Linked DNA regions of Homo sapiens: region 2 is linked to region 1. Evidence: read pairs that join two places in POLR2A ChIA-PET (ENCODE). Cell type or tissue: Panc1. All regions are shown on one strand. Each heading gives the region's core, and the rest is flanking DNA. Links, peaks and the distances in the headings are about the cores only.

Region 1 (5,368 bases), core at 60-5,059:
TTCTCAGTCAGCCAGGATGGGCTTAACCCTATGGCATCCTGGGATCCCAGCAGCAGTCTGGTGAGGAAGGGGAGGGGGATAGAGCCAGGAACTGGAGAGGGGACCTGGGCCAAGGCTGCAGGCCAGTGTCCCACCCGGGTGAGCAAAGAGGGTTTAAGAGTGGAGGTTCCAATAGCCAGGGCAGCTTCAGGCTAACTGGGCTCCCGGGGCCAGGAAGCTGACTCACTCCAGACCCCCACTGGGTGTTGGGGTTGCCTGGGGGCCCCCAGGCAGTTCAGGCCTGACTTCCAAGCAGCACACCAGACACCAGATGTATTCCAGACTTGATCTGTGTGCCGAGGGAAGGAGCTCACATCCCACTCCTCCCCTGGGAGAAAGGACGGGGGACAGCTTGCTGCGGGGGAGGCACTTTCTTCATGGGGGATCTTGAAGCATTTGCTTCATTGGCCCAAGTTTCCCCTCGCCTGTGGGAAAGTGTCCCAGCTCTCCTCGCTGTGGTCGGCCTTCTGGCCGTCTCTCTATCCCATGCCAAGGCATAGTCTGCTCATCTCACACGGGACACCGAGCTAGTGCTTTCTTATTTCAGGCCAGAATTGAGTTGAAGCCGGCAGAGCTGAGCTGAGATCCTGGGATCATTGGTATGTGCACTGGCATCGCGATTCCTAGTCAAATTCTTGGTAGCCAACCCAAGTCGATTAACGTGGGGAAGAGAAATTGCAGGTTATCATTCAACCACCATTGCCATCCATATGCATGAAGCCTGGGGACCTGACTCCCTTGCAGAATGAAGCATAACCTTTAGAGGGACCAATTTCAGAGAAATCGCCACCGCTACCTCCACCCACTCTCACCGCCTCCCTGCAAGCCAGAATGAGTGTTGCTTTTAGCTCTGTGGCAGCAAAGGAAGCTGCTTGGGCTGCCCACATGCCATATATGTTCTCAAAGAGTTTGATGGGCTTCTGCCACTTAAGAAATTGGTCACATTTAGAGATATTCGCTTCAGTGAACATGTCATGGCTGTATGTAGGAAAAACATACTATTATCTCTAGAGCTTGCCTGAAACAATAGGCTTGTTCCTGAAACAGATGTTTTGTGAAACCCACCGTGACAGGCTCATCATCCTGGTCTGGAGATGGGCCAGTACTTAGTTACCAGCCTCGCAAGGACACCAACATCTCTGCTGGCTGCCCGTTCATCCCACGCAGCTGAGCTCAAAGGGAGATACTCCCTGTGGCTCCTCCTTCTGGCTCGTGGGTTCTGAAGTTAAACATTTTACAAGCTTGAGAATATAGACAGAGGCAGTCAGCCAGGTGTGCCTTGGGAAAGAAGTTTCCAGGATATTGACTGAGAATGTTTTAGTGCTGTTCAGCTAGCATCTATTGAGGGCCTACTGTGCACCAGGCACTATTCTAGTTGCTTCCAGTTACATGATCTCACAGTAACCCCCAAGGGTACCTAGGTTGGACATAAGGACACTGGACTCTTACATCAGTTTCCTAGGGCTGCCTAAAAAGTTACCTCAAACTGCGTGACTTAGAACAACAGAAATGTCTTCTTTCACAGTGCTGGAGGCCAGAAGTCTGAGAGCAGGGTGTCCGCAGGGCCATGCCCCCTCCAAAGCTCTAGAGGAGAATCCTTCCTTGCCTTTTCCAGCATTTGGTAGCTCTTGGCCAGGTAACATGACTCCAGCCTCTGCCCTCGGTTCCCATGGCCTTCTCCTCTGTGTATGTCTGCATCAAATCTCCCTCTATCTCTCTCCTATAAGAACATCTGTCCCCAGATTTAGGGCTCTCTCTAAATCCAGAATGATCTTGGGATCCTTAATTATATCTGCAAAGACTCTTTTTTTCCAAAAAAGGTCACATTCACAGGTTTCAGGGGTTAGGACTTGGATATATCTTCTGGGGGACAGTGTTCAGCCCACTGCAGCCTTCCAGCTGTTACCTAATGGTTCCCCCAAAGTCACATATGGAGAAGGGGTCTCATAGGGCACGGAACCCAGGCTGGTCAGCTCTGAGCTAAGACACTCTATGGAGCTTTGATCAGGTGGCACTCATCAGGTGCTGCAAGGCAGGCCCTGGTGTCAGTGCTGAGATATAAACATGAAGTGATGGGCCCTGTTCCTAAGAAAGTTATAGGCTGGGCACGGTGGCTCATGCCTGTAATCCCAGCACTTTGGGAGTCCAAGGCAGAAGGTTTCCTTGAGCCCAGGAGTTAGAGGCCAGCCTGGACAACATAGAGAAACTCTGTCTCTACTAAAGATACCAAAACTAGGCAGGAGTGGTGAACTGTGCCTTTAGTCCCAGCTACTTGAGAGGCTGAGGCAAGAGGATTGCATGAGGCCAGGAGTTTGGGGCTGCCGTGAGCCATAATCACACCATTGCAGTCCAGCTTGTGCAACAGAGTGAAACCCTGTCTCAAAGAAAGAAAAGAAAGAAAGAAAAAGAGTTGTGGTTGAGTGGGAAGGAGCTATGCATATTGGTTCAGAGTCAGAGTTCTAAGTCCAGCCAATCCAGAATCATAAGCCGGCTTTGCCACTTCTAAGCTGGATGACCTTGGGCAAATTATGCCATTTTTCTGTGTCTCATAGGGAAACGGTCTCTTATGGAAACTGGGAATCATATGAAGAAGAATCCTAACCTCAAAGGGTCGTGGTGAGAATCAAATAAGAGGATGTGCTTAGCACACAGGTGTCCAAGCAGCGAGAGCTCCAGCATCCTGACCCCACAGCCTTTGTGGTTAACCACTGCTCACTGCTTTCCACTTGCTAGGATGCCCCAGAATATTTGAATCAGAGCCTCCAAATGGAAAACGGACAGTGGAAGACTTCTGTACAAGTCCCCAGAAACCAGGCTGAGGAAGAGGGAGAATCCGAAGCTGACTTCAGGGTTTTGAGCTTGGCTCACTGGGGTGATGAAGTTGCCAGTAACAACATGGAAATAGCAAGAAGCAGGTTCAAGGGGATGTATTATCTTCATCCTGGAACGTTGGATTACCGAGATGCAAGTGGGCTATCTGGGTGGATTTTCTGGCAGGTGTTGGACTTCCAGAAAATGATTCTTCAAAGCTACACGAGGACTAAGAGTGTGGGAAATAATTGATCCCATCTGGGCAAATTCAAGTGTTTTCCTGGGTGAAGACTTCTGGGGGCAGAGAGCAAACTAGAAAACAGAAAACAGAAGTGGGTACTCATGGGTTTGTGGTCACGGCATTCAGTTTTCTTGCCTGCAGAGTGGGTGCCTTGCTTTGTTCTTCCCAAGCTGTTGTTGAGGCTGCATTAGGTCAGGAATGGGAAATTGCCCTGTAGATTGTGCCCTGAGCTGTGGCGAGAGGCAGCAGACAGTAGCGTCAACCCCAGTCTCCCAAATGCTGAGCAGGACAGGAGAGGTACAAGTGAAGTGCCCCCTGTCTCTGTGTCATAGCTGAGAAATTAATAATTGTTCCCTCTTCTGGTTTGAACTGGCCTTTTGAATAGGCTCTAAATTTGTTCATAATTGCCAAAGGAACGACACAATAAAAACTGGAATTTCTCCATTCCCTGGCAAGGGGGGTGCATTTGCCAGTGGTTTTTTTTTGTAAAAGTGGGTGTTTTTGTACTTTTCTCCCGAGCATTGTGGAGCGTTTCTGCTGCCCCTCATCCCTGGACCACCACCTCCCACACATCCCCCTTGCCCTCTCCCTCTCCCGCGTGTGTGTTTGGCAGGACGGGGTAGGTCAGTGGATGTTGCCATGACAACTGAGAAAGAGACAGCTCTGACTTCAGCTCCGCGCTTGTTAGTAGGGAAACTAAAAGAGTCGCTTTTGTTTTCTTTCTTGGGGGTTGGGATGCCCACCACATTCCTGTTGGCATGGAAACCTTTGGCTCCCACCGGGTGAGTCGGTCAAGTGGGGTAATAATTGATTTGAATGGGTGTTGGGAGAGGCTACTGTGAAGAGGCAGGACCCTGTGGGTCTGGCCATTGTGTCGCCATAAACACACTGCTCCTTAGGGCTGTCCCTCTGGGAGGGGGAGGTGGATGGGGACGGCAGCCTCTAGACCCCAGTCTGTGCATCTGCAAATCTCTGGGATTTTTAAGCCATCTTGTATCGTGGACCAGCGATGTGTCTGGCATTCTCCTGGGTTCTTTACATTTGGTATTCCACTTCGTGCTCACTAAAGCCCTGTGGGTTTGGTGCTGTCACCACTTTGCAAATGAGGAAACTGATGCTCAGTAAGGTTAAGTACCTTCCCCAAGGTCAGTCAGCCAGGAAGTGGCAGTGTCAGAGCTGAAGCCCAGGCCTGCGTGATTCATCCTCCCTGCAGCTCTCGCCACTCTGCTGCCTGCCTTAACCTTGCGCTTGAACTTACACAGTCTCTCTAGAGTCTCCAGAGCCATCAGGGAGGCATCATCTAAAAAATGTACCTTGATAACTAAACATTTAGTACTTCTGTGAGAAACACCACTGCAAACTGTCTGGATGTCTGCTTGGGGAATTGTGCAGTGACAAGAGAAATTAAATACTTTAATGGATTTTGACAACAACTCTATGTTCAGGGAATTCAAATTGCATAAAGTAAAAAGTTAGACTTTTTCTCTGGACCTGACTGCTAATAGGCATGCCTAATTTATTAGTCAGATTCTTTAAAAAATCTAATCTTGATAGGACCAGAGTTCTTTGAGGAAAGAATGTCATGGGTCGAAGGAGGCCGCGAAATCTTCCTGGAGGAGGTGGGGCTTGAGTTGACCCAACATCCCTAGCTGCAGAGTTAGTACTCAATAAATATATGTCAAAGGAGTCATATAACAGCTACCATTTCTTTGGTACTTACGATGTTCCAACCAGGGTGCCAGCCCCTTGTTTATACCACCCCATCAAGTCCCTCAACACCTCTGGAGAGTGGATTCTATCGTCCATCTCCATTTTACAGAAGAGAACCAGAGGCTGAGTATTGATCTCCATTTCCTAAGGCCACACAATTGGTAAGGGGTGGAACCAGAATGACCGTTATTCTCATCACCATAAATTATTAATGTGGTATTTTTGCCCTAAAGATGGGTTTATAGACCCATAAGCTGAAAAATGACGCCCAAAGGTCACCCTGCCCATTTTCTTGTCTTCAGGCAAAATTACCCCAAATTCTTCATGTTCTCTGTCTTAAAGAATACTTTACTTACACAATCATGTATCAGCATGTGTTTTTTGTATCACCTATTAGATGTACAGTACTGCCAGAAGAACAAAAATGGATTCTATTTCTGGCAAACTCAGAGTCTATCAGGAAAAAGAAGCCACAAACTTAAATGACTGTGATATAAATTTAGAAAATGATAAATTCCACTATAAAGTACTGTGGGAATCAGGAAGAGAGTATTTCTGAGTGGGAAG
Region 2 (5,368 bases), core at 196-5,195, 150 kb after region 1:
GGCTTGCTTCCCTGGAGGAGGAACCAGTTTAGCAACCCCAGCCCCCACCTTCACTCTTCCTCCCATGTCCAAGGGAGTCCCCCATTCAGTCCCCCAAGCCTTGCACTTTCACAGCACACCAACAAGCCCTGCCCACTGAGGACTCAGTCCTGGGACCAGGCCTCATTGGAGAAACAGCTCCTCACCCTCCAGCCCGACCAAAGCCTGTCTGACCCCATACCTGGCTGGAGACCCACCCACCGGGGAGGAAGTTTCCTTGTGGTGTCTGTCCTCCCTCCCACAGGACTTCAAACAGACCTTTGTGGTGGGAGCGCAGGCCTCTCTGCTGACCTGGTTCTGGGCACTTGCAACCCCCGAGGCTCTGGAGCCAGATCTGGCTTCCGAAGATGGCCAGGTCTCCAGTGAGCAGCCCCTCCGGCCCGGCCCAGGATCTTGCCGAAGTTGTCACTAAGAAGTCCAAGGCCACAGAGGCCCATTCCCAAGGGTGGTGCTCACCCAGGCAGCTCTTCTGGACAGATTAGGGGGCCTCTCGGCCGGGCCGGCATCTAAGAGGTGAGCCTAGGAGGGCTTCCCCTTCCCGAAAGGCACGTGCTGAATCTGTGTCTTCCAAGCTGAAATTTCAAAAATGACTTAAATAAACACAGTGATGACAACATCTAAAGGTTTCCGTGTCCTTCAGGAAACAAGTGGAAAATTACCGTCTTCCATGCAGGTAACCACATGGCACAACCTCCAGGTCCAAGAAGACGAGAAACACTCCTGAAAGCAAACTATCGCTTCCAGCCATGGCAAGTCGCCCTCTGGGGCCTCTGGGCAGGGTGCAGGCCAGAGCACAGAGGTCTGGGTCAAGAAAGAGGGAGGAGCCGTCCCTACAGGCTCCTCCCCTAACATACTGACTCCGCCCAAGGTCATATCCTGCCCCAAGCCCCGCCTCTGGGCCTTTGTATTTGCCATTCCGTGGGCAAGGCTGGTTCCTCCTCATTCCGGTCTCAGACCCAAAGTCCCGTCCCAGGAAGAGGCCTTCCCTGATCTCTCTAGCTAAAGGGGCAACTCCCACCTCCCAAGTTATCACCCTGCTTCATTTTCTCCACAGAACTACCCTGAAGTCATCTTGTTTGTTTCTGTCTTTTACCTATCATGAAAATGTCCGGTCCACGAGAACAGGGACCTGCACGCCCCGGTAAGCCCAGCACACCTCGAACCAGAGCCTGGCACAGAGTAGACACTCGACAGATGTACTGAATGAATGAATGCATTTTTCAAGCTGGTCTGAGCCAGGTCAGCCAGAGCAGTGGAAGGCAGGAGCGGGGGAACCAAAAGATTTGGGGGCGCGCCAAGGTAACCTCCCCCGAGCGCTGCTCCCAGAGCATTCCGGACTAACGTCGGGCTGCGCCACGCCCCAAACCCTCTCCAGCCCGGAAGCGGCCCGCCCCAGCCCCAGCCCTCCGGGCCCTCCCACCCGCCCCCCACCCCACAGCAGTAGGCCCAGCCCTTCCCAGGCCCGGCAGCGGGTGACATTCCGCGGCCAGCTGCCTCCAGCTGCAGCCACTTCCCGCTAGCGACCCGCCGCTGCGCTTCGGCACGCCGGGCGGGCGGGACGCGCAGGCCCTGGAGCAGGGGTTCGGGGGTCTCTGCCTTGCAACTCCTTCCCCACCTTCGTGCGAGTCTGGGTCCCCACCGGCCCCGCCAGCCCCTCACTTGCCCGCGGCCCGGCTCTCGCGGCGCATTCCAGTTTGGCCCGCTGGCCCCACCCCGGGTTCGTCGGGCTTAGACCAGCGCAGCCCAGAGACCCAACCAAGGCAAACGCTCTCCCTTCCCCACATTTCCATTCCAACATTTTAACAAGTGAACACAACTGAGGTCCAGACAAGGCCAGGGGTTTGTCTACCATGATCCCCTAACCCGACTCCCCACCCCGACTTGGGTCTAGACAGCCTAAGCTGAGAAGGGCACTGGGTTCCCAGGCAGCAGTCCCGGGTTTTCTCTTCTGGAAAGCACCCGGCTAGTCCGGCAGGACAGAAGGGAAAGGTCGGGTGCAGGGAAGGAGGAGACAGGCTGGTGAGCTGTGTGAGCTGCCCAGGTTCCCGATTGCGCCCAGAAGCCTGGGGGCAGACAAACCCCTGCCCCACCTGCTGGCCTGGAGATTCATCCTTGGGTCATTTAAACACGGAAACAAAAACCCCTAGGGGAAAGGCACACCCAGCCAACCAGGTATTTTTGCCTGGGGTCACCCTTTTTCCCATCCCACCAGAGAAGCCACCGCAATGGTATCCACTTACTGAGTCTCTACCACATGCAGGGTATCATACCGTCACACCTCCTTCCCTTACAGCCACCAGCAAGAGGTGCTAATCCAGCTGAGGCCAGGAACCCGAGGCTGCACAGCCTCCCGATGTAAATATGAACAGAAGCCAGTGGGAGAACAAGAGCCACACCCTGGAGTCCCACCTAGGTCCTGCCCAGCTCCTCGCATCCTCCACCCTAAGGCATCACAGACCCCAGGTCAGTCCTTGGCAGTTGCAGCCTGCGCCACTGTTTTAGCAAACAACTACTGAGCTCCTACTAAGCTGCAGACTGTGTCAGGCACCTACTGTGTACAGGCAGGCAGGATACTGTCTGGGGTTATTGCAGGACTGGTGAAGAGGTTTTACTGTGTCCCCAGCAGCAGCCCCCAACCTGGAAAGTCCCTGACTCATTCCATCCCCTGCTGGGCCCTAGGCTCCAGGCTCAGCTCTGCCGTGCACACAGGCCAGGCGATCCAACACCACCCCGTCTGCCCACATTTGCATCAGTCCACACCACCAAAGCCCCAAGAGCTACCCAGCTCCCCCTACTGCCTAAAAGGCTCCCAGCCAGAAGAGCACTTAGTGTCCTGTCCCCTTCCTTCTGAGAAGTTTTCCCTCAGAGCTGTCATCTGTTTATCCAATGTCTTAATAAAATTTCCTAGCAGGGGAGAGGTGAAGATAGAGTCTCAGAGAGGTCCTGGGGCCAGAGAAGCCCCCTTTGGCTCCAGAGCAGCCAAACCAACAAGGAAGGCGAAAGCAGAGTGCATCCTCTGAGCACCACCTCCCTCCAGGGTGCAGGCTCCAAGCCAGGTCTGCTCCCACTGATTTCATGATCATGGCAACAAACAGGCAAGGCAGATACTGTGACCACTTTATAGATGAAATCAAGTCTGGAATAGCTAAGTCATTTGCTCAAGTTGACCCAACTACATCTGAAAGTGTGCCTCACCCCTAGACAACTGTTTTTGCACCTTTTACTAGCCCCCTCATTTCCCTCCTCAATCTGAATAGTCCTTCCTCCTGGAAGCCTTCCTAGATTTCCCTCAGGCAAGAAGCATCCCCTTGTTGAGTCATCCCCACTGTTATAATATCTTGTTATAAGAAAACAGGGCCCCATAACAGGGCCTTTTCCTTTGCATGACAGCTCTCATAGTAAGGAGTCACGAGCTAACAAGAAATGAGCCTGCATCTGAGGGTCAGAATATGTCCATCTCCAGTGGGTCTCCCACCCTCACCAGCTGTCTGCTGTTGCTTCCTCTGTGCCCTCCTTCCTAGCCCCTGCTCAGAAGTCTGCATAACCGCTTGCAGGCTCCTTTCAGCAACATCTTTTTTTTTTTTTTTTTTGAGACGGAGTCTCGCTCTGTTGCCCAGGCCGGACTGCGGACTGCAATGGCGCAATCTCGGCTCACTGCAAGCTCCGCTTCCTGGGTTCACGCCATTCTCCTGCCTCAGCCTCCCGAGTAGCTGGGACTACAGGCGCCCGCCACCGCGCCCGGCTAATTTTTTGTATTTTTAGTAGAGACGGGGTTTCACCTTGTTAGCCAGGATGGTCTCGATCTCCTGACCTCGTGATCCACCCGCCTCGGCCTCCCAAAGTGCTGGGATTACAGGCGTGAGCCACCGCGCCCGGCCCAGCAACATCTTTAGTAACACATAAAAGTACAGAGTACACAGTGACCATTCTTGGCCACGTGTAGCTGGGGGAATTTCAGAAGCTGCCCTGATCCAGTCACTCCTGGTTTCAGCATCTCCTGTGGCCACAGAACAAGTCCAGAGCCTTGGGCCTCGCCCATCAGTAGGTCCTACCTGTCCCTGCACACTCCTCACCTTTATACCTGGAGCTTATCACAGGGAACAGTCACAAAGCCCGCCTCCTTTTTTACTCTTCCCAGTGCATGCCCCGCCTTTCTCACAGTCACACACTTGCTTCCACGAGGCTCCCCTCCTGCCCCCATTTCTAATTTTCATTCACCTTTCAAGGCCCAGCTCAACTGCCCCCACCTGAGGGAAGCCTTCCCAGTGGCCCCGGGCACAGGAAAGTGCACAATCTCTCCCTTTCTCTGCCTGAATTCCTGGTCTGACTCCCTTCTCCTGGCTACTGCTGCCTGCCCTGCCAGGCCTTCCTTGGGGTCTGTTCATCTCTGGTTCTCAGGGCCTAAGGGATTCCATACGTGAGTGATGGAGAAACACACACTGCAGGCCGTCTTCTCCCCAGAGCTCAGGATGCTCCTGTCTTATCTTCTTTCAGATCTGAAGATGTCCTCAGCAACTGGGCTAGGCTCTCTGGGGGAGTCTGAAACCCTCCCACCTCAAAAAGCTTCCCATTTCTTTGAATGACAAGAGAGTCTGGGCCACGACTGTCAAGGAATACCTCCAGGCAACGCCTGTACATCCCGTGGGGAGAGATGCATGCATCCTGGGAGAGGAGACATCTCTTCTTTCTAGAGACTGAGCAGACGACAGAGGCTTTTTCTAAAGGAGGGTGCTGCTAAAACCCACCAACTGCCCCAGGATCCGTCTGTAGGACAGAAACAGGTACAGGGCCAGAGACGGATGCCCTGTAGCAAAGTCAGCCCAGGGCCTGGCTGTTCATGAATAAGGGCTTCTGAAGAGACCACAGTTGTACCACAAGGTACAAGAGACCACAAGGGCTTCTGAAGAGACCAGTTGTACTTAGCTGAAGGTGAGAAAACAAACTTGGTATTAGATTGAGGGCCAACTCAGGAAGTAGTTTCAGTGCACCAGCTGTTAATTTATGTGAGTACATCTATACTTGTGTGGCTTTATCATCACCAACAAACAGCAAATGTGTCCTGGCACCTGCTATGTGCCAGGCCCAGCGCTAGGTATTTTACAGACATTATCTCCTTTAATTCTCCAAAGAGCCATAAGCTGTGGCTATCCATGCTACATTTTACTAAAAATGAAGCAGAAGCACAGAAAGGTTGGAAAAGTTGCCCAAGCTCACATCGCTAGTTACTGGTGGGAGCTGGGATTCTAGGACCCTCAACAATCTGGCCCCAGCCTGTCCCTCGGGTCTGAGCTGCCAGTGTTCAACACTTCAGAGCCTCTGCTCGCTGTTC

What was found. ChIA-PET counts read pairs that join two places held together with the same protein. Peaks named below come from ENCODE experiments on the same cell type or tissue, not always from the same donor. Only the 100,000 strongest peaks of a DNase experiment are listed, where the experiment ranks them.
Region 2: POLR2A ChIA-PET joins it to region 1 with 6 read pairs; 3 of 35 experiments call an interaction of 5 or more read pairs at or near these places.

Annotation. Positions count from the first base shown.
Region 1 is chr9:121,882,799-121,888,166 of GRCh38, reverse strand. All of the region lies in intron 6 of TTLL11 (tubulin tyrosine ligase like 11), which reads left to right. Among named protein-coding and RNA genes, the nearest start is that of TTLL11, 210 kb to the left of the region's middle. RefSeq lists an enhancer at 1-215. In Panc1, for the core only: no CTCF peak of the experiment used is centred there; no DNase peak of the experiment used is centred there.
Region 2 is chr9:121,732,645-121,738,012 of GRCh38, reverse strand. The region is part of intron 3 of DAB2IP (DAB2 interacting protein); the gene reads right to left. LOC105376257 (a long non-coding RNA gene) reads left to right here and starts at 963. Exons shown (of 3, transcript XR_930314.4): 1 at 963-1,180; 2 at 2,333-2,502; 3 at 4,534-5,368. RefSeq lists an enhancer at 1-144. In Panc1, for the core only: CTCF peaks have their summits at 2,614 and 2,825 (motif pointing left); no DNase peak of the experiment used is centred there; H3K4me3 peaks cover 1,269 bases; H3K27ac peaks cover 1,626 bases.